Linked DNA regions of Homo sapiens: region 1 is linked to region 2. A link is an interaction called in ENCODE POLR2A ChIA-PET data of the cell type or tissue named here. Cell type or tissue: MCF 10A. All regions are shown on one strand.

Region 1 (2,500 bases), 260 kb after region 2:
TATGATCAGACTTGTGCATTTAGAAGAATCTCCTAGATGAGGGACAGGGATTTTAAAGGGGAATGAAACTGGAAGAGAGTCTATAAGATAGACGGGATAGGGATCATTTTCCTTCTTGGACAGAATGAGGCACGTGGCACAGAGAAAGTAAGTGGCTTGTTCAAGGTAGCAGGATATGGCTGCTCTAAGGATAAGACTATGATATCCTCATCCACAGATCCAGAACTCTCTCCTGTGCTGGCCTAATCGCAGATTCTGTTTCCCTGGCTTTCTATGTCCAGACAGGTGGTCATAGCATCACTTTTTGGGTTTTTACTCTTACGCTGGGAACACGTGCAAAGCAGATCAGTATTTAATAATGCCATTGGATGCAGGCCACATCTCAGCCTGTGGCCATTGCCTGAGCAAAAATGAGAAATATTTGGCAAAGATCTTTGGGCAAATAGCCTGGGAGACAATTTGACCTTGTACATAATTAGATTTGTGAACCAGTCTAATTACATAGTAGTAATTATACGACTAGACTCACACCAGTACTTTCCACCACCAAATGTGTGAGATTTTTTCTCACACTAACCAATTCTTCATTCTCGGTGGACACCAAATGGATGGCTACAACTCAATTAAAGTCCGACACTATTTACCAGGGGATAGCATCAGATCCCACGGGTTAAGGGTTCAATCTCACAAGACTGCTCCCATTTCAGACAGCAATGACAAGTCCCAGTTATCACCTGTGCTTCTGACCGAACAGCCATAAATCGGAGGTTCCCATGACACCGTCTTCTGGTTTGATCATACGCTAAAATGGCTCACAGAAACCAGGAAAATAATTTACTTATCAGATTACCATTTATTATGAAAGGATACAACTCACGAACAGCTAGATGGAAGAGATGCATTGGGCAAGGTATGTGGAAAGGGGCACAGAGCCTCCTTGCACTCTCTGGGGCACCCCCCTCCCAGTACCTGCATGTGTTCACCAACCCAGAAGCTCTCCAAACCTCTTCCTTTAGGGTTTTTGTGGAGGTTTCATTACAGAGGCATGACTGATTAAATCATGAGGCATTGATCATTGACTCAGCCTTCACTCTCCCTCCTCTTCCTGGAGGTGGGATGGGGTGGGGTGGGGTGGAGTGAGTAGGGCTGAAAGCTCCAACCCTCTTATCTCATGGTTGATTCCCTGGCAAACAGCTCCCATCCCTAGGCTATCCAGGAACCCCCAGCTGTCAGTCACGCGTTAGCATAAAAAAGACACTATCATTGGTGAGATTCCAAGGGTTTTAAAAGCTGCCAAGAAAGGGAGAGGGTTATGTCACACCAGTCAAATAAAATTCACTATTTCAACAAATGCTTACTAAGCTCCTGTCCTGTGCCAGCTTCTGAGGGGAATTCTGACATGGATAATACTCAGTTCTAGTGCCCAGGGAGTTCACAGCCTGGTGAAGGAGACACAACCAGGGTGCAGGGAAGGATCGCCTGGGTGCCATCAAAGGGGGACTAGCAGCACTCCTAGGAGCACAGGAGAGGGGAGATTAACACTGTCCAGAAATCCGAAAATCTCTTTGTAGGTGTGGAGAGTGGACCTGGATAGGAGGAAAGGGAGGGTGCTATTTTAGGAGTACAGTAGTCTCCCTTTATCTGTGGTTTCACTTCCTGTGATTTCAGTTACTGACGTCAACAGTGGTTTGAAAATATTTATTACATGGAAAATTCCGGAAATAAACAATTCATAAGTTTAAATCGCGTGCTACTCTGAGCAGCGTGATAAAGTCTCGTGCCATCCCGCTCCGTCCTGCCTGGAACGTCAGTCCTCCCTTTGTCCAGCGCATCCGACTGTCACAATACAACAGTGCTCATGTTCAAGTCACCCTTATTTCACTTAGTAACAGCCCCACAGCACAAGAGTAGTGACGCTGGCATATTGTTATAATTGTTCTATTTCACTATTTGTTATTCTTGTTAATCTCTTTGTGTTTAAACTTCATCACAGATATGTATGTATAGGAAAAGAAAAGACATCGGATACATGGGGTTTGGTACTATTTGCAGTTTTAGGCATCTACTGGGCATGATCCACTGATCAATGGTCTTGGAACGTGTCTGCCATGGATAAGGGGAGTCTACTGTATTGATTCTGATTAATGCCTGAGAATGGGATGTTATTTCATTCACACGGAAGCCTTTTTCCTTTCTTCCATTCTTTCTTCCTTTTTAAAAAAATCTCCTTCAGAAAAAAAAGCAACCCTGGATATATGAGACAGGGGGCAGGGTGACACAGGGGAAATAAACCACAGTCCTTTACCTGGATCTACTCAGAAGACTCTGTAGCTACTATTTCCCCAACATGTACCATGCCATGTATTTATTTGAATACTCATGTCCTTGTGACTCAAAGTTGATGTTCTACAGGTCGTGGGAGGTCCAGGATCCTGACTCTTGGGAGGCAGTTGCAGTTCAGAACTGGCTTTCTCTTGTGGTTCTTTTTCCTGCAATTGTA
Region 2 (2,500 bases):
TGCATCTTATATGACTTTTGGCTAATTCATGGTGGGTAAATCTGACTTTAACTGCATGGAGAATGATAATGGTGATTTTAAACTACTCTTGAATGAGGCTTTGGAGGGGAAGAAAGGGCATGAATGATGTGGAAGCTGCTTGGGAGCTGGAGGGGACAGGGCAGCGCTCAGCAGGGGTGTGGAGGCTCCTGCCAGATCCCTTATGGGACGTTAACCCCATCATACAGGGGATCTTTGAAGAAACATTGGGTCACTAAGGTCAGAGATTTATGAAGCTCCAGCACCCTCGAGGAGTCCTCTTTCCCTTGACCATGGGAACAATAGGCGAAAGACAAAGGCGGCCTCTGTATTTCCCACCTTAGGAGCAAGAAAGGGAGCAGGAACCCTTCCACTTGGCTCTGGAAGATGTGTCTTAAGCACAGACTGCGGATGCAATCCTCTCACGAGCAGTGATTCAGAATGAGGTAAGAAATCATGTGGGGGCAAGTCTCATTCAACTGTTTAGGGAGGGCAGTAAAGTGGTCTGAGGTGTCTACATAAGTACTGAGAACGGGGATTATTTAATAGAATTTTGCAATCTTAGAGCTGGAAGGGACTTCAACAGTAACCTCGTCCAATCTTTGCGTTGCCATGGAACTCTTTCTTCAAACAAAAGCTTCGTAAGAGCCCAAATACAAACCCCTGTGAAAGCAGAATTGCTCTGGTTGCAAAGTGGGGGAAGGGAGAGACAAAAAGAAAAAGTTTATTTATAAAATAAACTTTAAAAAATCATCATGGAAGAAAACTTTTTTATTTATATGTATATCATAGAAAGGCTAAAGTAACATTGATCACAAAAAATAAAATTCCCCAAACCAATAGATTATTAGTTTATACAGTGAAGATACTTTGGCTCTTTAGGGACATTTTTACTTGGAGTCACGAGAACAGAGAATATGACTTTTAGTCACACGGAAATGAGCCTTGGATGGGAATTTTTAAGATTTATGGGAACTGTGTGCTATGCTGATTTGGGACAATAAGCGTTCTAGTCCCACCAGGTGGCGCCCGCGTTCGGCATTCTGAGAACGTTTGGTGTCTTCTGGACTCCAGAATCTGGACGGTCCGACCGCCTCGTGCTTGGTGGGTTTACAAACTCTGACTGGTTCTTACCACCCATCTAACAGGAAATTTTTTTTTTTTAAAAACAAACCAACCCATAAAACATCTGACCAGATGCCACACTCAAGAAAACACTTGTATTCGGGTGTTTTAACCTCCAACGATGGAAATCTGCTTAACATTGGTGTTTCTGAGGTGTCTTAGCATCAGAAAAGGAAAAAGACACATATACACACATTCTAAGGAAAAAGTCAGGAAGGGCCTTGCAGAGGTAGGTCCTGGTGCGGCAAGAGGACGGTTAGGCGTTAGAAGCTTCTAGTTCAGGCTTTGCCGCTTCATGCTCATGAGGAAGCGCGGCTCCTTTGGCCTCAGTTTCCTGCGCTGCCTTCCCGTCTGTGGCTGACTGTTGCAGGGTAGTCAGACAAAGGCCCAGCTTCTATTCTGCATCCCAGCTAAGTCTGTAAAAGACGAAAGTCGTCGGGTACCTCCGTTACTGAGATCAAATGTTCATAAATGGAAGCATCGTGTCAATAAATGGGTTTATTATTATTGCTTTCTTATGTAACTCACCAACCCCCGGAGGGCCGTCCCCGCGGTGGGAAAGCCTAAAACAATACACATATGTTTTCACTAATTTAAAATTCATATTGAAGCGGGACGTTTTAGAACTTCCAGGACGCAACGTGCTATTAAGGGACCGTGAGGGGCGGGCAGCCCTTCTGAGATCGCGGGCTAACTGCTACTTTCACCCCTCCTTCTCCGGACCCCTCTCTCCGTCTACAGCTCGCGCCAGGGACCCAAACAGCCTAGGCCGCGAGCTCCTCGCCTCCAACCTCCCGCCTCCCGCGCCAGTACTAGCACCCGCTAGGAGCGCCGCGTGGCCTTTACCGGCCACGGGCCCCGCCCCTGTGCGTCAGCCCGTAGCTGCGCCGAGGCGTTTCCCGGGGGCGTGCCGCGGTTGCTAGGCGACCAGACCGCTCCCCCTCCCGCCCCTGGAGCTGCGTCTCCCCACTTCCCAGCCGGGGCCAGTCGGGAGCGAAAGTGCGCTGAGCTGCAGTGTCTGGTCGAGAGTACCCGTGGGAGCGTCGCGCCGCGGAGGCAGCCGTCCCGGCGTAGGTGGCGTGGCCGACCGGACCCCCAACTGGCGCCTCTCCCCGCGCGGGGTCCCGAGCTAGGAGATGGGAGGCACAGCTCGTGGGCCTGGGCGGAAGGATGCGGGGCCGCCTGGGGCCGGGCTCCCGCCCCAGCAGCGGAGGTAACGGCGCCACGGGGTAACGGGCTGGAGGCGCCACAGGGAGCGGCTGGCGCTGGCAAGCGAAGCTTGGGGGTGGGGAGGAGGTAGAGTGAGCCCTCAGTAGGAGGGACGAGGGCAGGGGTCTGACTGCCTCCCCGGGACCGC

What was found. ChIA-PET counts read pairs that join two places held together with the same protein. Peaks named below come from ENCODE experiments on the same cell type or tissue, not always from the same donor. Only the 100,000 strongest peaks of a DNase experiment are listed, where the experiment ranks them.
Region 1: POLR2A ChIA-PET joins it to region 2 with 15 read pairs; 7 of 35 experiments call an interaction of 5 or more read pairs at or near these places.

Annotation. Positions count from the first base shown.
Region 1 is chr1:206,889,197-206,891,696 of GRCh38, forward strand. The region is part of intron 1 of LOC105372879 (a long non-coding RNA gene); the gene reads right to left. Among named protein-coding and RNA genes, the nearest start is that of IL24, 7.0 kb to the right of the region's middle. RefSeq lists an enhancer at 908-2,107. In MCF 10A, no CTCF peak of the experiment used is centred here; DNase peaks (open chromatin) are centred at 1,285, 1,705 and 2,405.
Region 2 is chr1:206,633,425-206,635,924 of GRCh38, forward strand. DYRK3 (dual specificity tyrosine phosphorylation regulated kinase 3) reads left to right here and starts at 2,112. Exons shown (of 3, transcript NM_003582.4): 1 at 2,112-2,356. The coding sequence starts at 2,280. It overlaps DYRK3-AS1 (DYRK3 antisense RNA 1), which reads right to left and starts at 2,244. Exons shown (of 2, transcript NR_183645.1): 1 at 2,176-2,244; 2 at 772-1,559. RefSeq lists silencers at 1,972-2,391, 2,442-2,500. In MCF 10A, a CTCF peak has its summit at 1,020 (motif pointing right); DNase peaks (open chromatin) are centred at 497, 1,047 and 2,057.